Linked DNA regions of Mus musculus: regions 1 and 2 are each linked to region 3. Evidence: chromatin loops called from intact Hi-C (ENCODE). Cell type or tissue: heart. All regions are shown on one strand.

What was found. Hi-C counts contacts between places; a loop is a spot of excess contacts. Peaks named below come from ENCODE experiments on the same cell type or tissue, not always from the same donor. Only the 100,000 strongest peaks of a DNase experiment are listed, where the experiment ranks them.
Region 1: a loop joins it to region 3, with 4 times the contacts of the local background. A loop is called at or near these places in 12 of 42 quality-filtered maps.
Region 2: a loop joins it to region 3, with 3 times the contacts of the local background. A loop is called at or near these places in 2 of 42 quality-filtered maps.

The regions. Positions count from the first base shown.
Region 1 is chr8:120,067,027-120,075,026 of GRCm38, reverse strand. No RefSeq gene overlaps it. Among named protein-coding and RNA genes, the nearest start is that of Zdhhc7, 30 kb to the left of the region's middle. In heart, a CTCF peak has its summit at 3,156 (motif pointing right); DNase peaks (open chromatin) are centred at 1,996, 2,566, 3,156 and 6,976; H3K27ac peaks cover 785 bases; H3K27me3 peaks cover 975 bases.
Region 2 is chr8:119,883,650-119,891,649 of GRCm38, reverse strand. No RefSeq gene overlaps it. Among named protein-coding and RNA genes, the nearest start is that of Usp10, 23 kb to the left of the region's middle. In heart, CTCF peaks have their summits at 4,322 (motif pointing right) and 5,174 (motif pointing left); a DNase peak (open chromatin) is centred at 5,819; H3K27ac peaks cover 827 bases; H3K27me3 peaks cover 769 bases.
Region 3 is chr8:119,775,301-119,783,300 of GRCm38, reverse strand. It overlaps Meak7 (MTOR associated protein, eak-7 homolog), which reads left to right and starts at 4,885. Exons shown (of 8, transcript NM_028883.2): 1 at 4,885-4,941. In heart, a CTCF peak has its summit at 3,753 (motif pointing right); DNase peaks (open chromatin) are centred at 430, 3,770, 4,840, 6,200 and 1 weaker place; H3K4me3 peaks cover 1,854 bases; H3K27ac peaks cover 2,303 bases; H3K27me3 peaks cover 790 bases.

The DNA of each region.
Region 1 (8,000 bases), 290 kb before region 3:
TCGAGACCCTGATCTGCCCCCAAAGTGTTAGTACCTCCCCTTGGTCACTAAGATCTGCAATTGAGGGATCTAGATCATAGCTTCCCTGTCCTGTTGTCCCTAGACAGAATCTCCCAGGACAGGAGGTCTCAGCATGTTTGTTTTTTTAAATAACTGGAGTGAAGTTCACATGGTATAAGAGCAGCCATTTTAAAGTGATAACCTAGGGAGCAGGGGCTAGAGAGATGGCTCATCAGCTAAGAGCCATCTCTCTTAGATGCTTTTCTCGAAGGCCAAAGTTCAATTTCCAGCACCCACGTGGAGGCTCACTTCAGTTCCAGGGAATCCAGCACCCTCTTCTGGTCTCTGCAGGCACCAGGCACGTGTGCCAAGAAAACTCTCATGCACATAAAAATAAGTTTTAAGGGAAAAAAAAAATGACCACCATCGGTGGTGGCATACACCTTCAATCCCAGCACTCGGGAGACAGAGGTAGATGGATCTCTGAGTTCTCGTCCAGCCTGGTCTACAGAGTGAGTTTCAGGACAGCCAGGGCTGCGCAGAGAAACCCTGCCTTGAAAATCCAAACATAAGATAAAGATGAAATGACAGCACAAAACATTGTCATCCCCTGGAGAAGACACTCAGTTCCACCGTCAGTGCCCGAGGAATGCCTGCCGTAGGCTGCTACGCTTCAGGCTTGGTCTTCACTGCAGCCTTCAGACTGGGGCTCCAGGGAAGTGCCTATAATCTGATCCCATGACCTTTAAGTGGGTCTTAGTTGGAAGGGGTGCCGTTGTGTCCAGCCTTTCCACGTGTGTCCTGAGCTGCCACGAGGCCTGGTGCTCAACTCTCTCACACTCTGCCCAAGCTGCTGCTGGGCCAACCCTCTGAAGCAGGAGCCCAAATCAGTTGTACTTATGTATTTTCAGACAGGGTCTCGTCAGGTATCCCTCCATGGTCTGGAACTCACTGTGTAGACCAAACTGACCTCATACTCAGAGAGCCACCAAATACTCCCCAAGCCCTAGAATTAAAGGCACCCTGACCCTCATTCCTGGCCAAATAAGCCTTTTTTCCTGTGGACTGTTTTCCTTGGGCATTTTGTCACAGTGACAGAAAGCTGCCATTAACCCACAGCCCTCCTCATTCCAAGGCTCAGGTGAGGCTTGGGACGGACAAGAGGACAGGACAGAGGCGCCTTGACCGAATGCTCCAGGTCAGCACTTACCCACTTCTGTCCTAGCAGGGCAGTGAACCCCCTTTTTCTCAGAGCAGTGGGGTTCAGTGGCTCAGGGTTCCCACCTCCTCAAGCTTGCTAGATGGATCAGCCCATCTCCCAGAGACTTGGTGTTCTCAAGGGTGAGGCCGGCATCGCAGGACCGGCACCAGGGAGCTGTGGTTGAGTTTGCTGTCATCAATGTAGGGAAAGCCCATGACCATGTAACCACCAGTGCTCAGACTCAGGGTCCAGCACATCACCCCAGGGCTGACTTCCTGGGTATGGGTAGGGCCCATTTCTGCTGGAAGCCCTGTGCTTCCCTGCCCCAGCGTACACACTACCTATATTCCTGGGCCCTTGAGTCTTGCCTGCCTCCACCATCGAGCAAGCTACCTCCTTCCTCTCTGCCGTTCTTCGTCCCATACCCTCTGACCACGGCTGGTGAAGAGGCTCTCCCACAGGAAGGCCTTGGGCGTTTTATGAAACCCACCTGGCAGCCTGGGCTGCTCCCCCCTCCCACCCCCTCATCACATGTGTGAAGGTCCCTTGGCTAGTTGGTTCTGAGAGCCCAGGTTTGAGGAGTTAGGGTCAGAACTTCTGGGGTCTGCCGTTCTCTGCCAACCGCAGGTAAACAGAATGGAAGCCTGCTGGCCTTTGGCATTTCTTCTAGAAGCAGAGGCTCTCACCAAAGCCAGTGTTCCCAGCCATTTCCACCTTCCTGCTGTTTCTGATTCTATCCAGTGAAACCTTGTGCGGCCGAGGAAACAGGCAGGCCTGCCAAACCCCTACTTCCCAGTGCACAGTCCAGGGAAATTTCCACAGGCCCCGCCCTCTCCCTCTCCTCAACTCCAGGCAGCCCTAGGCCTTCCGCTGCCCACCAGCATGGCTCTTATAGGTTCCTTTTTCTGGGTTGTTTTCTTCTGTCAAACCCAGAGGCCCTTGGGTATCCTGCTGGCTGGGTGGGGTGACTTGACCCTGGTTTAGGACCGTCGGGGTCAGCTTGGGAAAGAGCCTAGCCTGTCACCCTGTCCTGGCTACAGCCCCCAGCACATCTGTTCTTGAGAGTGCAGTGTGGTAGCAACCCATTTGTCCCCCTATCCAGTACCAGCATGTCTGTCTGACTCCCTTGTGCACGAGGACGGATGTGTATCCCTTTGGTACTCCTAGGAGGGATGCAGGGGAAGTCGTGGAGTCTCTTAAACCTTCACCACAGAGGACACTGAGGGTAGGAGGGGAAGTAGACCAGGTCCTGGCATCAAAGGAACTAGGTCTTGGATCTATATCCAAGCCCGCCTGCCTAGCTTTACAGAAGGTCGGACTGGTTCCAGTTCCAGGTCTCTGGGGCAGCAGAGCGGCAGATAGAGATCTTTTGCTTGAAGCCGGGCTTTGAGGACATGCCAAAGCGTGACTAATGCCTCCCTCTCTCAAGCAGCGATAAGCATTTGCGACTTCAGACAGAGCCAGGCCTGCCTATAAGAGGGAGGGTCAGCAGGGCCTGGGGTGGCTAAGAGGCAGGTTGCCCTCCTGTTAGGTGGAGAGCTCAACCGCTTCTTCATTTGTCTGTCTGGACATAAACCATACACATGTGTCTAAAGTCCGAGGCTCATAACCTCTCCAGAACGGCTTGGGAAGGTAATTACATTCCACTCATCCCTTGCTCAACTTCAGAGGGCAGAGCAGCCAGGCCTTCTGTCTGTCTGGGAATGCTCAGGGCAGCTGAGGAGTACAGGCTGCCCGGAGAGTAGATTGGCGCAGTTCTCTCAGTTCTCTCTGCAGGTAAGGTGCAGGTGTTGCCTTTGTGCAGAGGCTGCCTCTGTGAGCCTTGCTCACCTGCCATCCCTGTGACAGCATCTCTGTGACAGTATCATAGTGGTGAAGGCCAGTCAGTCCCCATGCAGGCAGCCTTCCTATGGCCCAATACAGCCAGCGTTGAGGGTGCACTACCACATACAGCCACCAGAGGGCGGGGTTCAAAACTACATTGTCCCAGCCCTTGGAGAAGCCTTCCCTAGCTTGGGGTTGGGAAGTTGGGGGGAAGGAGTAGAAATTTAGAAATGCTAACCTAGAGTCTTTTCTCCTCAGCTACCTCCGTGTTCTGTGTGGTAGCAACACTGGCTTTCAGCAGGCATGGGGCTCTTATGTACAGTGTCTGCTTGCCCACGGGGCACCAGGTTTCCTTTAGGTTTTACTTTGAAGATCAGCCCAGATGGAGTCTCTCAAAACACCCCCAGTGAAGTCACATGGGTGGGTGTCATGTCCTCTCCTGGCCTGTCCTCAACCTGGAGAAGAACACAGGACCTACAGATACTTACTGTCTCAGCCACAGAGAGTGGGCAAGTTTGGGGGTGTTTCCAGGTGACACCCCACTTTCTGCCTGAGGCAGGAATAGTGAGGTATGGGGCCCAGGATCCTGGGCTGAGGAAGGCTGCTTGGTATCATGGTCTAAGGACAGCTGGAGCTGCTATAACACCAAGCTCATGTTGGGCCCACAGAGGTCAAGGGGACAGAGCCTGCCAGTCACTGTACAGGTTTGTGTTCCTACCATGCTTGACACAGTGTCTGGGAAGCCACTATTAGATACTCATTAAGAAGATAATTTTGATCTATTGGTTTTTTTTCTGTTTTGTTATTTTGAGACAGTCTCTTGTAGCCCTCATGTAGCTGAGGCTGGCCTTGAAGTCCTGTTCCTCCTGCCTCTACCTCCCAAGTGCCAGACTGCCAGTGTGTGTTTCCATCTGTGCAAGATGATACTGACTTATAGAAAACATTTTTATTCATCTAAGAACTAATAACTTTATTACATCAATTGATCATTTAATATAAAAAATGTAATAAATTAACAAATACAAATGGGTGATTGAAGGGTTTGGAGATGACCTCTCATGCACACTATTTTCCTGGAGACACAAGAAGCAGGGGCTTAACTGAGGCAATGGAGGAAGGGCAATGGGTATGTACCTCCTCTGTTAGGGGCCTCGGTGGCATTTGAAGATGGCCAGGGAAGTCAGGAGATGGACAGTGAGGTGAGAGGCTGGGGAACGCTGTGCTGGATGTACAGGACAGAGGGAAAGCTGTGCTGGGTATGCGGGACAGAGGGAAAGTTGTGCTGGGTATACAGGACAGAGGGAAATCTGTGCTGGGTATGCGGGACAGAGGGAAAGTTGTGCTGGGTATACAGGACAGAGGGAAAGCTGTGCTGGGTGTACAGGACAGCATGCACCAAACTTAAGAACCTTTTCTTTTCTTTTTTAAAACTGAGGCTAAGAAGCTTGCCGTACTTGCATGCCTCCCAGTGAGCGGGCAGATCTAGTTTTACAAGGTAGCCATTGTTGCCTTCCACCAGCCTTTTTCTCTTCTTTTCTTTTCTTTTCTTTTCTTTTTTCTTTTCTTTTGTGTGTGTGTGTTTCTGGAGGGGTTGGTTTTGTTTGTTGTCCTATGGACCTTGGATGTTGCACCTGCCCAAGATACAGCACTTGTAAGCAAGGCAGCCAGGAACCGCTCTTAGCTAGCATCCCACTGAGAGTTCACATGGTTTTTGTCTTAGTCAGGGTTTCTATTCCTGCACAAACATCATGACCAAGAAGCAAGTTGGGGAGGAAAGGGTTTATTCGGCTTACACTTCCATACTGCTGTTCATCACCAAAGGAAGTCAAGACTGGAACTCAAGCAGGTCAGGAAGCAGGAGCTGATGCAGAGGCCATGGAGGGATGTTCTTTACTGGCTTGCCTCACCTGGCTTGCTCAGCCTGCTCTCTTATAGAACCAAGACTACCAGCCCAGAGATGGTCCCACCCACAAGGGGCCTTTCCCCCTTGATCACTAGTTGAGAAAATGCCTTACAGCTGGATCTCATGGAGGCATCTCCTCAACTGAAGCTCCTTTCTCTGTGATAACTCCAGCTGTGCCAAGTTGACACAAAACTAGCCAGTACAGTTTTATTTAAATTCAAAATGGCCAGTCTGGTTGAACTGACAATCAAAGTGCTTGCCATTTGTACCCTTCACTGTCTGCTCTTCCTTTATGGAGGATGATGGGATAAGAATCCGGTTGAAGACCGAACTTGGTCTGCACTGACTTCAGTAGCACTGAGTCACTCAGATTTCTCTATCCAACAATCTCCATCTCAGCATCTACACATCAACACCCCAGCCTCAGTATCCCCACCTCAGCATCCCTACCCCAGAACCCCCACCTCAGCACCCCACCTCAGCATCCCCATCTTAGCACCCCACCTCAGCATCCCCACCCCAGAAACCCCACCTCAGCATCCCGCCTCAGCATCTCGCCTCAGCACCCCCCCTCAGTACCCCGCCTCAGCACCCCAGCCTCAGCATCGCCACCCCAGGAACCCCACCTCAGCATCTCGCCTCAGCACCCCCCTCAATACCCCACCTCAGCACCCCCACCTCAGCATCCCCACCCCAGAAACCCCACCTCAGCACCCCACCTCAGCACCCCACCTCAGCATCCCCATCTTAGCACCCCCACCTCAGCATTTCCACCCCAGAAACCCCACCTCAGCACCCCCCTCAGTACCCCACCTCAGCACCCAACCTCAGCATCCCCACCTCAGCACCCCCACCTCAGCATCCCCACCCCAGAAACCCCACCTCAGCACCCAACCTCAGCATCCCCACCCCAGAACCCCCACCTCAGCATCCTCACCCCAGGACCCCCACCTCAGCATCCCCACCCCAGAAACCCCACCTCAGCACCCCGCCTCAGCATCTCGCCTCAGCACCCCCCTCAGTACCCCACCTCAGCACCCTGCCTCAGCATCCCCACCCCAGAACCCCCACCTCAGCACCCTGCCTCAGTACCCCGCCTCAGCATTCCCACCCCAGAACCCCCACCTCAGCATCCCCACCCCAGGACCCCCACCTCAGCACCCTGCCTCAGTACCCCGCCTCAGCATCCCCACCCCAGAACCCCCACCTCAGCACCCCACCTCAGTATCCCCCTCAGTATCCCCCAGCACCCCTACTTCAGCACCCCCACTTCAGCATCCCCACCTCAGCACTCCCCTCTCATCATGACTGGCTTCAAGCTGTCTCAGTTTGGTCTCTGAAACCAAGGCATTCACTGGGACTTTGCCCTGATCCCCCCATAGCTGACAACAGTGTCTAGCAGTTGCATCACAGGTGCTGGGCACCTGTGGATATCTCTGTGGCTTTTGACTTCCACCGTGAGTGTGCTACTCACTCCGGATGCTTTAGAGGAAAGCAATTACACCAAGGGTGGGCTCCCTGGTGTGTGGCACGTGTGAGCTCTGCAGTCCCAGTATGAGGCCTGAGAAAGAAGAAAAAGAAAGACAAGCACCTTCGTAAGTTCACCCTGACAAGGGAGAGGAAAACACCCGGCTGCCTCTGTCAGCACCGCACAGGATGACTCTGTGGCATCAGCTTCCCCTTGGTAAATGTCACGGGAGCATAAGTCTGGCCTGCGAGATGTGCTACAGATGAAGGAGATGGCACAGTTCCACACCCCCGCCTGGCACAGAGGCCCTGGGGTGCACAGGTGGGCTCGGGGCCATCGCAGCATCGCATTAGCCTCATGCCTTTCTGGTCAGGTGGGTGAGGAGGAATTGGAGACAGAGAAGCCTGTGCCCAAGCTCAACAGTGCCGGAAGGTCCCTCCCAGCCTCTGGACTGCAGCCTGGCCTCCTGCTTGCCTCTTGTTAACGAGCAGAGTGGCAGGTGGTGGATTGCTTACAGATCACAAGGGGCCAAAGGCAGCTAAAATGAGCCAGTGGGGCCAGGACCTCATTTAGACAGATGTGTGGGATGACGTTGGATCCAGGCCACAGCTGAGTGAGCAGCAGGCAGGAAGTTGATCGGGGTTGTTCCAGGCTGGACAATGTCTTCCCGAGTGGAACTTAAATCCGCTCGGTGAAGAAGACACAGTACTTGGAGAGAGGCCCAGGTCTCCAGCCAGTGACCCTGGGCTACACATAGCCTGACCCAAATAGAACCACAGGAGAACAGGGCTGCAGCAAGGCTCGGCCACAGAAACTTCCAGACCTTGTCCAGACCAGGAGGCAGAAGGACCCTGCTTCCTTTCTCTTCTTTCCTTTCTTTCTTCCTTTTTTGATAATTTTTGCATTAGTTGATTTTTTTAATCTCTGTGCCCCCAGTGCCTGACCGAATCAAGGGAGAAACAGTTGGTTAGACTCATGGAGGCTTCCAAGGGCTTCCATCCATCACATGAGAAGTCATACTTGGATCATGGCTGTGGGAGGCCACGGGGAGGCTCTTCACATCACACTGACCAGGAAGAAAAGAGGACAGGAGGCCAATAGGGTGGTGTGCTTTTAAGGCCATCCTCCTACTTTCTCCAGGTCAGCTTGCCCCTAAAAGCTCTACCACCTCTTCATATTAGTGTCACTAGCTGGGAACCCAGCACTCAGAATGAGGTAGCATTTTAGGTTCAAACCAAACAGTCGCTTTATATTTTGATATTGTATGACTTCCTGAGGCAATGTGAACAAATATCCATTCACCCTAGATATGGCACTGTCAACAGATTCACCAAAGTCTAGCACGGTGAACCAGTGAGATTTCCAGGGTCACAGGAGTATGGGTGACTCAGGTAGCTGCTACACTGAACAGCTCAGCATGGGTGATGCCTCCAAACTGAATTCTGGGTTGGGGTTGGGGCCCTGAGCAACTTGCAGGCAGCTCTGCGGAAGAGTGTCCTCCAGCAACTGTGTGTTGCTCATATAAGCATGGGGTGGAGCCTTGGGCATCTTGGAACTTTCTAAGCTTCTGCCATTGAGTCTTAGGAGCCTCCATCTTCTGTGGC
Region 2 (8,000 bases), 110 kb before region 3:
GGGCAAAAAGGCCAGCTGGGATGGCCCCAAAGTATGGGGACTAAGACTGTACCGATCCACAGGGACCGACCCGGTGACCCGGTTCTCTTTGACCCGCCAGGTCCTCAATATAGGGCCCCGCGTCCCCATTGGGCCTAATCCCGTGATCACTGACCAGTTACCCCCCTCCCGACCCGTGCAGATCATGCTCCCCAGGCCTCCTCAGCCTCCTCCTCCAGGCGCCGCCTCTATAGTCCCTGAGACTGCCCCACCTTCTCAACAACCTGGGACGGGAGACAGGCTGCTAAACCTGGTAGATGGAGCCTACCAAGCTCTCAACCTCACCAGTCCTGACAAAACCCAAGAGTGCTGGTTGTGTCTGGTAGCGGGACCCCCCTACTACGAAGGGGTTGCCGTCCTAGGTACTTATTCCAACCATACCTCTGCCCCAGCTAACTGCTCCGTGGCCTCCCAACACAAGCTGACCCTGTCCGAAGTGACCGGACAGGGACTCTGCGTAAGAGCAGTTCCCAAAACCCATCAGGCCCTGTGTAATACCACCCAGAAGACGAGCGACGGGTCCTACTATCTGGCTGCTCCCGCCGGGACCATTTGGGCTTGCAACACCGGGCTCACTCCCTGCCTATCTACCACTGTGCTCGACCTCACCACCGATTACTGTGTCCTGGTTGAGCTCTGGCCAAAGGTGACCTACCACTCCCCTGGTTATGTTTATGGCCAGTTTGAGAGAAAAACCAAATATAAAAGAGAGCCGGTGTCATTAACTCTGGCCCTGCTGTTGGGAGGACTTACTATGGGCGGCATAGCTGCAGGAGTAGGAACCGGGACTACAGCCCTAGTGGCCACCAAACAATTCGAGCAGCTCCAGGCAGCCATACATACAGACCTTGGGGCTTTAGAAAAGTCAGTCAGTGCCCTAGAAAAGTCTCTGACCTCGTTGTCTGAGGTGGTCCTACAGAACCGGAGGGGATTAGATCTACTGTTCCTAAAAGAAGGAGGATTATGTGCTGCCCTAAAAAAAGAATGCTGTTTCTACGCGGACCACACTGGCGTAGTAAGAGATAGCATGGCAAAGCTAAGAGAAAGGTTGAACCAGAGACAAAAATTGTTCGAATCAGGACAAGGGTGGTTTGAGGGACTGTTTAACAGGTCCCCATGGTTCACGACCTTAATATCCACCATTATGGGCCCCTTGATAATACTTTTATTAATCCTACTCTTCGGACCCTGTATTCTCAACCGCTTGGTCCAGTTTGTAAAAGACAGAATTTCGGTAGTGCAGGCCCTGGTTTTGACCCAACAGTATCACCAACTCAAATCAATAGATCCAGAAAAAGTGGAATCACGTGAATAAAAGATTTTATTCAGTTTCCAGAAAGAGGGGGGAATGAAAGACCCCACCATCAGGCTTAGCAAGCTAGCTGCAGTAACGCCATTTTGCAAGGCATGAAAAAGTACCAGAGCTAAGTTCTCAAAAGTTACAAGAAAGTTCAGTTAAAGATTAACAGTTAAAGATTAAGGCTGAATAATACTGGGACAGGGGCCAAATATCGGTGGTCAAGCACCTGGGCCCCGGCTCAGGGCCAAGAACAGATGGCTCTCAGACGTCAGTGTTAGCAGAACTAGCTTCACTGATTTAGAAAAATAGAGGTGCACAGTGCTCTGGCCACTCCTTGAACCTGTGTGTCTGCCAATGTTCTGACCAGGTGTGTGCCCATTGTTGAACCTTCATTAGACCCTCTCCTCGTACCCCTCCCATACCCATTTCTTGAAAATAGACATTGTTTAGAACTAAAAAGTCCCACCTCAGTTTCCCCAAATGACCGAGAAATACCCCAAGCCTTATTCGAACTAACCAACCAGCTCGCTTCTCGCTTCTGTAACCGCGCTTTTTGCTCCCCAGCCCCAGCCCTATAAAAAGGGTAAAAACTCCACACTCGGCGCGCCAGTCCTCCGATAGACTGCGTCGCCCGGGTACCCGTGTTCTCAATAAAGCCTCTTGCTGTTTGCATCCGAATCGTGGTCTCGCTGGTCCTTGAGAGGGTCTCCTCAGATTGATTGACTACCCACGTCGGGGGTCTTTCAAGGTGAGCCCAATGGATTCTGGGAATATGGTGGCCGTTGTCTTGGCAACAGGTGTGTAAGTCACATTGTCACCTATGTGATGTCACAGGTTTTGGAGGTCTTGGTACCAACAATAGTGACTAGGTATTTTTGAAAGGTATACTTCACCATATCTAGTGCTTTTATTTTTAATGATTTTTAATTTTTTAAATTAAAAAAATTTTTTTTCGAGACAGGGTTTCTCTGTATAGCCCTGGCTGTCCTGGAATTCACTTTGTAGACCAGGCTGGCCTCAAACTCAGAAATCCACTCGCCTCTGCCTCCCAAGTGCTGGGATTAAAGGCGTGCGCTGCCACCACCACCTGGCTTTTTTTTTTTTTTTTTTTTAAATAATGTTTTCTTACACTGGGGATTGAATCTAGGTTCCTCAAGCATGCTTGACAATTGTTTTACCCCTGGGCCATGCCCCCTCCTCAGCCTCCTTTTACTCTTTTGAGACAGGGTCTCATTAAATTGTCTAGGCTGACCTTGAACTCATGATATGACCTAGGCTGATCTACAACTCGAGATCTTCCTGCCTTGGCAGGTGGGCAGAGTAGCTGGGATGACAGGCTCTGCGGCACACCTCGCCTGAAGTAGCTACCTCCATCATTACTATGACCTTGACTGGTTGGATAAGGTAGGACATAAGACGACTGTCTGGCACAGTGAGGAGAACGAACACTCATTGTCACAGCAGAGGCGTGGCTCTTTCTGAGCTTCGCTCATGCCTGGCGTGTGCTGAGAGGTTAATCAGAGGGGACCGTGACAAGCTAGTTCTGGGGCTTCCAGACAGATAAACATCTTTTTTCTAACTGGTTTGTGACATGGATTGTTTAGTGCCAATTTAAAATGTTTTCATCGATGGAAGTTTAAAAAAAAAAAAACAAAACAAAACCGTAATTACCGCTTGATGAATCATTTCTGTGCTGTGCCTGGTCTGCGACTAAGTAAAGACAGTTTGCATGTGAGGTGCTGCTGCTGTTAGCACTGTACGCTTTGGTCATACAAGAGGCGGAGATTCTGGGCAGAGTTTTATCTCAAGGGAGAGCGAGCATCTGCTACCTGCCAGTAGCTACCCCCATCATTACTATGACCTTGAATGGTTGGATAAGGTAGGGCATTGGGGCTCCATCTTACCTACAAAACTCCAGTTTCATTAAATTTTGTTGTTGTTGTTATTTTGAGACAAAGTAGTTCGGACTAATCAGGAACTTGCTATGTGGACCAGGCTGGCTTTGAACTTAAAGCGATCCACCTGCCTGTGCCTCAGAGTGCTAGGATTCAGACCACCAAGCTGGGCTTATTCACTTCAGAGCGCTTATGAATATTGATGAGCATCTTCTGGCCCAAGCCTCCTCCAGGGACAAATGGAGCCATGTGGTTTTGTTCTGTGGTGGCAGCAGGATGGGAAGGGAATATGTTAAAGGCTCCTGAGCCCCAGACAACCTCCAGTTCCTGCTACAGGGCCACTCTGTTTATATGCCTGCTAAGCTGCCTCTGGGGCACCTATGGCAGAGGCTAGCTAGCATCCGTGGGAGTAGCATTTCTGTATACTAGACACCAGGTACATACACAAGTCACACACAGGGACATAGGGACACTGCTCCTGGCCACAGATGAAAGCCAATCTCAGACCTCATCTCTCTTTCTTCAGCTTAACTTCCTCTGGCCCTAACCACCGAGTCAGTGGGCATGTAGGTGCATGCAGGGAGTCACTCAAATCATAGCCCTCACCTTTCAAGACCCCAGTGGGCACCCGAAACCTCCAGAGGCACCAAACTCTACATTCGCTTTGATTTTGCCTGCACTAGAGACTATGAAAAGGTCTAACTGATAAATTAAGACATGGGAAAAATATCAAGGGCAGTAACAAATAGTAAAGTAAGATAATTATAAATCACACTAATGAGAGTTTCTTGAAACTGGCAAAGATGAGCATGGTGCTGTGGCCAAGTGGATCCATAAAATGAAAACATCACAGATGCATCAAGCCAACCAGAAAGCTAAATCTGCACCATCGAAAGCTTGACCTTGAAACTGTGCCAGCCTGAAGCTACTGAGCTGCAGGGATTGGTTCTGAGCAGTCTGTTTGTGGCAGCTTTCTAGGTAGGTGACAATTACTGAGTCTTGGACACACACACACACACACATACACACACACACTCTAGGCAGTTGTGAAGGTGTCTGTGGCCATGAGTGCAGTGCCCACAGTGGCCAGAAGAGGGCATCAGATGATTGCCCTGGCTTTCCTGGTTCCTGATGGGATGGAATAGCTCCTGACATTAAATGGAAAGAGGGGGTTGTGGTGAGACCCAGGGCCAAAAGAACATGACAAATCCCAATAAAGCCAGGCATGGGGGCTGGAGAGTTGGCTCAGAAGCTAAGAACACTTGTTGTCGCAAAGGACCGGGGTTTGACTCTAGCACCCACATGAAGTCTCACCACTTCTCAAGCACTAGCACCAGCGTACAGACACACACAAACACAAAAAATTCATAAATTCATACGCTTAAGACAATAAAATTTAGAAGAAGAAGAAGGAGGAGGAGGAGGAAGAGGAGGAGGAGGAGGAGGAGAGGGAGAGAGAGAGGGAGAAGGAGAGGAGGAGGAGAGGAAGAGGAAGAGGGAGAAGAGGAGGAGGAGTAGGAGGAGAAGAAGGCAGTAGCAGCAGCAGCAGCAGCAGCAGCAGCAGCAGCAGCAGCAGCAGCAGCCAGGGGACTGGAGAGATGGCTCAACAGTTAAGTTCACTGACTGCTCTTCCAGAGGTCCTGAGTTCAAATGCCAGCAACCAGATGGTGGCTCACAACCATCTGTAACAGAATCCAGTGCCCTTTTCTGGTGTGTCTGAAGACAGCTGCAGTGTAGTCATATACATTAAATAAATAAATAAATAAATAAATAAATACATCTGTAAAAAAAAAAAAAAGAAAAAGAAAAAAAAGGCCAGGCAGGGGGCCAGAGAGATGGTTCAGTGGTTAACAGCTGTTGCTCTTCTGAAAAGACTTAAATTTCTAGGTTCCCAGCACCTGCTCCAGGGGAAATCTGAGGCCCTCTTCTGTCCTCTATGGGCACTGCACTCAAGCGCACACAATCACAGAAACACACAAAATACAAACAAACAAATAAAAGTATCTTAAGGCAGGGTGGTAGTGGCACACACCCTTTATCCCAGCTATCAGAAGACAGAAGTAGTTGGACCTCTGAGTTCCAGGCCAGCCTGGTCTACAGAGGGAGTTTCAGGACAGACAGGGCTACACGTAGAAACCCTGTCTCAAATAAACAAAAAATGAATGAATGAATGAATGAATGAATGAATGAATGAATAAAAAGAAAAATGTATGGTAGTCCACACCTGTGATCTCGGCACTTGGGAGGTTGAGGCTGGATGGCAGGGAGCTGGAGGTCTGTGGGGGCTAGCTACTGAATGAGTGGCTAGGCCATCCTGGGCTGGAGTTTTGTAAAACTGAAACCGGAGCTAGACTTTGAGCTGTGGGCAGGGGTGACGGACAGAGACTGGAGACCAGGTCTCTTGAATGCTAGCTGGGAGCACAAGAGCCTCAGAAGTCAGGACTGTATTTTTTAGCCCCTTTGGATGTCTGAAGAGCCTATGCAAGGGCTCAGGGGGATGAATCACAGGCAGAGGCAGCCTGATAAACTGGGAACAAAGCCAGAGCTTGTCGGAGCTTAGCTCAAAGGGCCTGGGCCAGACCCCAGGGCTTCCTGCTGTGTCAACAGGAAAGGGCAGCCAGAGCTGTCTTCCTCCCCAGACAGCAGGTGTGAGCTCCTGAGGTCACTGCAGCATCAAGCCAGGACTCGCCAGCTACCACAGCAGCCTGGGCTTACCTAATAGAAAGACTGGACTTTGATCGGAACAAACCAGGCATGGCTGTTGGCTGTTGGCTGGGTATCAAGGAAGGGCTGTGGGTCCAGAGAGGTTCCCTACGGCATGAAGGGCAGGGAGAGTGTCCCTAGCCCAAGCTGGTCCAGAACTGAGGACTGCAGCTCTACACGGCCATCTGGATGGACGAAAGGTGTCCTAAGGCAGCCATGCAAGCTCCTGTTTAAAATGTTATTTATTTATTTTGGGGGAGAGGCACAGGCCACACCATGTGCCTGTGGGGTTACAAGGACAACTTACACAGTTGTTTCTCTTGCCACCATGAGTTCCAGGGAGCAAACTTAGATTGATCCCTTAGGTTGGTGGCCCTTACCTTGAGCCATCTTGCTGGTCCCCTTGTTAGAAAGAAGTCTTTGGGGTCGGAAAGATGGCTCAGAAGGTAAGAGCACTGACTGCTCTTCCAGAGGACCCAGGTTCAATTCCCAGCACCCACATGGCAGCTCACACCTGTGCGTAACTCTAGTTCCAGAGGATCCGACACCCTCACACAGACATGCAGGCAGGCAAAACACCAATGCACATGAAATTAAAAAAATAAAATAAAATAAATATTTCAAAAAAAATCTCAAGTCCTGGCTTGCAACCTATAGCTCTTTGGAGCCAACAGGATGAGGAGAATCGGGTGTGATTTTGCTTTAATTAGCTTAGTTCTGTAAATGGCCTTTTGAGAGATAATTCACACGCTATTTTTTCAAAAGATTTAATATATATATATATATTGATTGTAGCTGTCTTCAGACACACCAGAAAAGGGCGTCAGATCTCATTACAGATGGTTGTGAGCCACCATGTGTTTGCTGAGAATTGAACTCAGGACCTCTAGGAAGAGCAGTCAGTGCTCTTTACTGCTGAGTCATCTCTCCAGCCCAATTCATATGCTATTTAATGAACTCTTTAAGTGTATAACTTTGTGTGTGTGTGGGGGTGTGTGTGTGTGTGTTTCTCTGTGTAGCCCTGGCTGTCCTGGAGTTTGCTCTGTAGAGCAGGTTGGCTTTGAACTCAGATATCCACCTGCTGCTACTGCTGGATAATGGGATTAAAGACGTGTGCGCCACCATGCCTGGCTGTCAGCTGTCTGTGAGATAAGGGCCATGCTTGAGTCAACCTCTTTCCCATTGCTAGGCAATATCGGAATTCCCTGCTTGTGGCTTTAGCACCACCATCCAGCCAGAAACGGCACCATAATCCCTATATTGTGATATCTTAAGTGTACATCAGGGCTACCTGGAATCATGTTAAAACAGTTTGCTGTGTTTTTAATTTAGTGGGTCTAGGTTAACACTGCTGGCCCATAGCCTGTAGAATGAGAAACACACTTTTTTTTTCTTTCTTTCTTTCTTTCTTTTTTTTTTGAGAACATGATTTTAATATTTTCAATTGTTTATATTCAACAAACAGAATAATTATTTTAAGATATATTTCATTGTTATGTCTCCCTTTATATTTCTGATTTTATTAATTTGGATACTGTCTCTGTGCCCTCTGGCTAGTCTGGCTAAGGGTTTATCTACCTTGTTGATTTTCTCAAAGAGCCAGCTCCTGGTTTTATTGATTGTTGAGTCTGTATATAGTTCTTTTTGTTTCTGTTTGGTTGATTTTAGCCCTGAGTTTGATTATTTCCTGCCCTCTACTCCTCTCGGGTGTATTTGCCTCCTTTTGAGAAACACACTTTTTTTTTTTTTTTTGAGACAGGGTTTCTCTGTGTAGCCCTGGCTATCCTGGAACTCACTCTGTAGACCAGGCTGGCCTCGAACTCAGAAATTCGCCTGCCTCTGCCTCCCAAGTGCTGGGATTAAAGGCATGCGCAACCACCGCCCGGGGAGAACCACACTTTTTTTTTTTTTTTTCCTTTTTTCCGGAGCTGAGGACCGAACCCAGGGCCTTGGGCTTGCTAGGCAAGCGCTCTACCACTGAGCTAAATCCCCAACCCTGAGAACCACACTTTTAAAGGATCAATTTGCAACAAGCCTTGTGCACACTGGGCAAGGGATCTACT
Region 3 (8,000 bases):
ATACAGAAACTATCTGCAGCTGGCAAATCGCAGTCAGCTGCTGTGGACAGTCTGAAGCAGCCCCATATCTCACACCTGGGATTAAAATGAAAACATATTTTCATATTTCTATGTTTTTCAAAGAAACCAAAACTCCAAATTAACCACCACACTGCCATGTGGGTGCTGGGAATCAAACCCGGATCCTGTGGAAGAGCCATTGCTCCAACCCCACCTTCTGTACTCTTTTTAAAACAAACTATCACAGCCATGATTTGAGACCTGAGGCTGGCATCGAACCCTGATCTACCCGTGTCATCTTCTGAGTGCTGGAATTACAGGCATATGACATCAGGCCCTGCAAAGCCAAGTTTTTTGCTTTTTAAAAGACAGTGCTGTAGTAATTTATTCTGCAGCAAGCATGCGCGCCACCTTGTGGACACAAGGCTATATGGCATTGTTGTACCCAGGAAGAGCTCTCCCAAATGTTTGAGGGGCAGAAAGTGGAGGGGTCTGTCACCTGCCCTCTGGTGACTCCTTATACAGGGGAGGAAACCTTCTGGAGCAAGGTCAGGACTCCTGAGCAGCAGCCTCCGTCTGTACCTTGAGTTAGACACAGAGCTGATGCATCCTGTTGTAACTGACCTTAGATAGCATTTGGGGAATAGCTTCATTTCTTGCCATGTCCCCCAGTCTTGTTTGGGGATGACTAGGACCGACTGCCTCTCCCTTAAAGAGTCCCCCATCATCACCCCCACCTCCATTCCCACCACAAGACTTTTCCTATATATTTTTTTCTGTCAACCTGTAAGTAGCCAGTTCCAGAGTCACTACATTGATAGCAATTCCAATCCATTAAGATCTACAGCAGGCCAGGTGCAGGGTCTCCCCTTTCTTCCCCTGAACCCCCAGAACATGTTTTTGTTTTTATTGATGTTTTGTTTCATAGTACTGTTTACTATTTGATGGTGTTGGGGTGTGTGTGTGTGTGTGTGTGTGTGTGTGTGTGTGTGTGTGTGTGTTTTGTGACAGGGTTTCCCTGTGTAGCCCTGGCTGTCCTAGAACTCACTCTATAGAGCAGGCTGGCCTTGAACTCAGAGATTTACCTGCCTTAGCCTCCCAAGTGCTGGGACTAAAGGCATGGGCAACCACGCCCGACTGTTTGTTTTGTTTTGTTTGTTTCTAAGAGATCTGTTACATTCCACACTGCCTTCGAACTTTTCACATAGACAAGGATGACTCTGACCATCCCTCCTCTATGCTCACAGTATCAGGAGCTGGGTTCTCCTGAGATGCTCTCATCTCTAGGTCCTTGTCTTAGGGTGTTACTGCTGTGAACAGACACCACAATCAAGGCGACTCCTATAAGGACAACATTTAATTATAGCTGGCTCACACGTTCAGATTTCAGTCCATTATCATCAAGGTGGGAGCATGGCAGCATCCAGGCAGGCATGGTGCAGGAGGAGCTGAGAGTTCTACATCTTCATCTGAGGGCTGCTAGCAGAAGACTGGCTTCCAGGCAGCTAGGATGAGGGTCTTAAAGCCCATGCCCACAGTGACACACACACTCCAGCAAGGCCACATCCACTCCAACAAGGCCACACCCACTCCAAGGCCACTCCTCCTCCAGCAAGGCCACACCCCCTCCAGCAAGGCCACACCCACTCCAAACAAGGCCACACCTCCCAATAGTGCCACTCCTAGGGCTGAGCATATGCAAACACTCACACTCCTGGACTCAGTCCCATCCACAGAGGTCGTTGGCTATGGGAGGTGACATGCATATAGGAGCTAGGGATTAAGGCAGAGCCATCTTTGAGAGCATGCAACTTTGCTCTGTCTGAGCCTGGCCCAGGTCTCCCTCTGCCTCTGACCTCATGGTCTGCTTTGGTCCCCTCCTGCTGGCCTTATGCTCCCAGATTCCACATGGCTGGTGGCTTCCCATTGAAGCCAATGGGCTCTCACTATTTGGCTCCTACTGCAAAGGTCCCTTCATGGACTAACTCTAGGCAGCAGGCGTGCCTGTCTCACTTTGAGCAGTTGGTCACATCCTGATGGCTAGGTGCTGGCACCTGCTGAGGGGACAGAGGCAGGGCTGACAGGTGCCTTTATGGGAAATAGATAAGAAAGTACAGCCAGACCAAACAGTCACAGAGGTAATGGAGACGCAGAAGACAGCTCAGGGGTCACGGAATGGGAAGGTCTGACTGAGGCAGTGTGAGACTGTTTGGCTCAAGGGGGGAGCTGGGCAAGGAAAGGCTGAGGAGTTCCAGGCAGTAGCTGAGGCTGACTGTCATGAAGGGAGGAGGGCAGCCCTGGCTGACATTAGAAATTTGATAGCAGGTGAGTTTGAAAAAAAGGGGGAGGGGCATCTTATGAACCTCAGAAGGAAGCCTTGAGAGTCTTTCAGGGAGGGTTGTCATGGTGACAGTTTTGTTAGGGTGGCTCTGGCCACTAGACACAGAGTTAGGATGGCAGCCGGCCAGGCAGGGTGGTCCAGTGGGCAGAGCAGTAAGACATATGCAGGCAGCGGCCAGGAATGAGGGTGCAGGGAAAGAGACCTCTCCCTACAGTTTTCACACCTGGCTCTGATACCTTGAGTTGTGATCCTTGTCCTACGTAGCAGAATTCTCCTGCCAGGGCTCTGCCCAGCAGAAAGATGTCCGTGCTGGGTTACCTGCTTCAGAGTGGGAGAATCCCAGGACTGAGCCATTCTCAGATGCCTTTCTCAGAGGTTCCTGACACTTCGAGTGAGTCCCCTACTCACCGCGGGGAGATCTCACAGGACCTCTAGAAGCAAGGCTGAACAACGCCTGTCATCCCAGCACCCGGGAGGTGGTGGCAGGACTTAAAGTTTGGAGACACCTCATCTCAGAACAACAGCAAACACTGAAAAACCACAGGGTCAGGCTCAGTGGGTAAAATAGCTTGCCACCAAGTCTGATGACATGAGTTCAATCCCAGGCACCCACAAGGTGGAAGGAGAGATTCAACTCCCACGAGCTGTCCTCTGACATACATGCTGTGGCATATGATGTGACAGTAGCTACGAGCTCCAAAAATCCAAACCCACAGAGCATTCCCTTCTCTGGAAATGACTGCCAACCCACCATGTCATGTTACAATGGAAAGAGCCCTCAGTTTGGCACCAGGACTGCCTCTGTCCCAGCTGTGTGTTCCTGGGAAAATCACTTAACCGCTCTGAACCCTAACTCAGCATAGGGCCCTGGCTTCCCATTATGAAAGGCCTGGAAAGGTGGTTGAGCCGTGACAGGGAAAGTAGCATGCTTGGATGAACTCTCAACCCTAGACATCCAATTGGATCTTTATAACCTAACTGGTTTCTTGCTAGAAGCCCCTGAACCTCAGCTCCTCTCCATGTCACTCGCCCAACCTGCAGCATATATCCACAGCCACACCTCCGTCCTACCCTCTCCCCTTAGTTTATACATGCCAGGTGGGAACTGAATGAAGGAGTAGGCACTAAGGGGAGGAAAGGAGCCTGACACATTTTCATATGTCACAGACTGGTGACCCATGATGCCCTGGAGGACTCAAAGGCTGTCCTGGCTGCCTCAGCCTCACTCCTCCATGATGGCCCTTGTAGCCCAACTTCAGCTCGAGGCTCTGCCCACTGACTGGTCGTTTTCCTAGGGGCTCATAGGAGGGTGGTGGTGGGGGATCAAGTCAATTCAAGGTGTCTTGGTGTTAAGATGGCCGTGGAATGTTGGGAACAAACGCTAGGTGGAGCTTGGCTGAGCGAAAGGCAGATGGCTTCTGGTGGACATGTGACTTCAATCCACTAGGGGGAGCTAGCTGCCCGTTTTCTTTTGCTGTCTCTCTTCTACTCGCCTTTTCAAAACTTCCACTCTCTGTATCCCAGGCTGGCCTGGAACTCACTGTGTAGACCAGGCTGGCCACAAACTTGCAGCAATGCCCCTGTCTAAGCCTCTTGAAGTGCTGAGATTACAGGTGTATGCCACTACACTCAGCCGGGCTGGTGTCACAATAATTAAATAATAATACTAATAATACTAATAATAATGTGTGGTGTTTTGCTTTATGTGCACCGTGTGTGCAATGTCTCTGGAGGCCAGAAGAGGGCGTCGGATCCCCTGGAACTGGAGTTACAAGCAGGCCTGAGCTGAAGTGTGGGTTCACCTGTGTCCTCTGTTAGAGCAGCAAGTGTTCTTAAGGACTCTGCCACCTCTCCGGCCTCTGGTGTCATTTTTCCAGCTACAATTTCAGACAGCAGCTTCTGTTACTTTGGGGGGTTGGGAGGAGTTCCTCTGTGCCACTCGGACGGTGGGGTTTGCAGGCAGCGACAGTGGGTTCGTCTCTGCTGAGAATTCTGGGACCTACCTCTGTTGTGTCTGTCTCCGACACCAGAAAAGGCCCGGTAGGGCTGATAGCAAGCTATCCCACTCCTGGGGACAAGACCGGCCGGCATCTGCTTCTGTGTGTCAAGTGCTCTATTGGCTAACGCAATGGACTTCAGGAGGTAAGGAGGTCAGATTTTCCACCCTAGTTCTGGGGGGCGAGTCCCAGCTCAGGCCTTCTGTTCACAGTGCCCCTGTTCCCAGCCTCCCACATTGCTCCCTTCTATCCGCTCCCTGCATTTAAACCCCCTGATCCGCTTCCAGCCCTTCAGCAGCTTCCTAGCACCTCCTAAAGCCCAAGTTCTCCTTCAGCCTTTGCAGAACCTGAGCAACTGTCAACCATCCCCAAGTGTTCCGCTGTTACAGGCTCAGTTCTTCGATCCCAGGCTCCGCCCACTCCCCGTGAACTACAATCCCATTGGTTAAGATCTGACTCGGGCTCCACCTCTCAGTAGCCCTTTTCCAATTGGTGCTCATGACCGTCCGTCAGCGCCGTTGCTAGGGAAAGGGCTGGGCGACCCGGGCAACCTTGCTGCCCAGGACGTACCGGAAGGAGCTCGGTCCCTGTAGACCAAGGCTGGTGAGCCGGAGGGAGGGAGCCCGGGCGAGGCTGGGCATAGCTCAAGGAAGGAAGGAAGACCTTCGGGGTGGCCTGAGCAGCCCCCAAGGAAGCTACTGTCTCAGGCTACTGTCAGAGAAGCAGAGAGTGCCTGGGATGGGGTGAAGCTGGGCTCTGAAGGGATCCGTGGGCCTGCCTTGTTTTCCGAGACGAACCCAATAGAGTTCCTTCAGAGGCAAGCTCAAAACCAATTTAGGGGGAGGCGAGGAAGGTGCCCTGGCCTGCACTCCTGAGGGGGGCTGGGACAGATGGAGGGCTGCCAGCTGCAGACCCAGTAGGCTCCAGGACTTGGACATGGGCTTGGTGTGGCTGTTCTGATGGGGTGTTGACCCCAGGAACCAGACAGTGTGTCACGATCTCTTGGAGGCCCCATGGGAAATTGTCCGAGGCACACTCCAGCCTGCCACCAGGAGCTTGGGGCTGCAAAGAGCTGGCTCGCCACATTCTTCGTGACACAAGGAGCCCTTTTTATTCTCCAGGGTCCATCTGTGTTTGTCTTTGGTTTCTGGAAAGCAGAACCAGGTGGCGATGTTAAACGATTCACCCAAGCTTATTAAAGCACGGCAAGCTAAACTCCTTTTAAGACCATGGGTTAGTGACTTGGTGATGGGACTTCACTGTTGGGGAGAGGGCCCCCTCCCGAAATGGATCACCTGGTTGGGGGGAGGAGGAAGGACGTGTTTAGCTATTAGGGGCAGTAGAGTGTTGAGGATAGACTGTTGCGGAGACTGGAATGTTCAAGGAAGCTCACTGGTGGGTTCAGGAGACTTGGATCTGGTCGGGCAAAGGCTTCCCCTTGATTGTGCCCAGGTGGGAAAGCCCATTGTTATACAAAAACTGTCTGGAATGGCCACCTGTGTATGGATTGAGACTGTAGAGCTCATAGGCCCTGTGTGGAGAATGGTCAGGGCTGTGGGTGACCTTTAAAGGGTCTCTCCACATCCCCCCCACCCCCCCACCCCCGCTTTCTGATAAGAAAAATGGCTTTGATCCTTGGCAAGTGTCTCTTTTGGGTCACAAGGCTGATACTCACTGCTACAAGTGACCTTACAGTCACTGAAAGATGTCTTCACCTAAGAAAGGTGGACATAGTTGCCAGGGGAAAGCTACCCCATGGACCAAGGTGTCCCCATGGAGGACAGAACCTGCCCCTGACACATGCAAGACCTTTCTCCGGGAAGCTGACAGATTGCTGGCCCCATGACAGAGCTTGCAGCCTAAAGGGAGAGCATGGGCCCCCCCGAGAATCATTCTTGCTGCAGCTGTGTGGAGACAGGCGGCCTTCCAGCTGTAGCGGCTGGGCTGGTACAGGGTGAAGAGCCATATTCTCAAGGTCTCTCCCCAGTCCTCCCTGAGCTGTGGGCTCCAAACCTGCCCTTCCCCTCCCCCTGCCTTCCTCACAGAGCAGCCAAGCTCTGGCTCTGTCCTGGCATCTGGTCCTGTCCTGTACTGCCCCTGGCTTGTTTACCATTCAAGGCTTGGTGTTTAGCATTTACTTTCTCAATCAATCTCTGCCCCCTCCACTGCTGTGGCTTAGTACTAGCAGGCCGTGGGGTATGCAGCTGGCATCACTGTGCAGGGGTGGTTCGTGCATAGTGGGGCAGGTAGTGCTGACCATGGGGATCTCGTGGGGTCAGGGTGGATTTAAGCCCTTGGGGGCTACTTAGGACCTGGTCGTGAATTAGCACTAGGAAACCCACAAAATGGAAGGAGAGGATGGCATCTACCTTTTCTGTCACTGTGACCAAACACCTAACAGAAGCTATTTCAGAGGGAAAAGATTGATTTTTGGCTCACAGTTTGAGGGTACAGCTTATCCCAGAGGGGAAAGGATGGAAGTAGGAGCGTGAGGCAGCTGGTCACACTGCACCCACAGTCAGGAAGCAGAGAGAGAGAGAGAGAGAGAGAGAGAGAGAGAGAGAGAGAGAGAGAGAGAGAACGCACATGTGAGCGAGCGAGAGGGAGGGAGGACCGCTGGTGCTTGGCTGCTTCTCCTTGTTATTCAGTCCAGGCCCCCAGCCTAGGGAATGGTGCCGCCCACAGTTAGGGTGGGTCTTCCTACGCCAATCCACCTAATCTCAAAAATCCTCCACAGACCCACCCAGAACCGGGGTCTCCTAGGTGGTTCCAAATTCATAAAGTTGACCGGCAAGATTAGCTGTGACAGAGCGCAAACCATCTCCTGAGAGGCTGCAGGGGACACCACACATCAGTACACCTGTCCTGTTACCTCGGGCTAAGGCACAGGAGAGTGGTCTTGGAGCAGAGTCCCCTTTTGGTGGCCTTCAGATCAGAGTCTGGAGTCAGGCATGGTCTGAGGGAAGGGCGTTGGGGTCCCCATGGAGAACAGGGAAGGACAAGGAGAGGGAAGGGTTCACTCCCGGGTGGGAGACTACCAGGGAGGTCCTCAGAGGAACCAGCTTGTGGCACTTGGCAGAGTCTTGCTGGCGTCGGGACCTCAGTAGCACCAAGCTCGTGGTCGGGAGGGCAGGGTGGCACAGGGTCTCTGCAGAATCTCGGAGGTGAGGTGGGAGAGGGGAGGTGTTTTCAGGAAAAGTTGTGAATGCCAAACAGTTGGAAACAGGAGGTAGAGAAGGATACCGAGGGCTGACAAGGAGGAAGGACACCTCCCTGAGAAGGTATGTCTCCCATCTTACAGGCTTCAGGAGCTTGCTGGGGTAGGAGCAGCCACCAGCAGCCCTCGAGCTTCCATCCCTGACAGGAGGCTAGCGCCTGCAAACCATTCCCTTGGTAGATTTCTTGAGGCACAACCGTCAGAAGCCCTCAGGCCTTCGGATGCCTGCTTGCTTCTAGATCGATCGATTGAGAGAGAGAAGACCTTACTAGGTAGCCCAGGATGGGCCTTGAACTCACTACCCTGCCACAGCCTCCCAAGTGCCCAGCTACGGGTGTCACCACCAGGCCAGGCTTCCTTCAGATTTTCTAGAATGGGATGCAGGATGCTCTGAGGCTTAAAGCCCAGCCTGCTGGTGGAATATCATATGTCTGGATGTATTGCC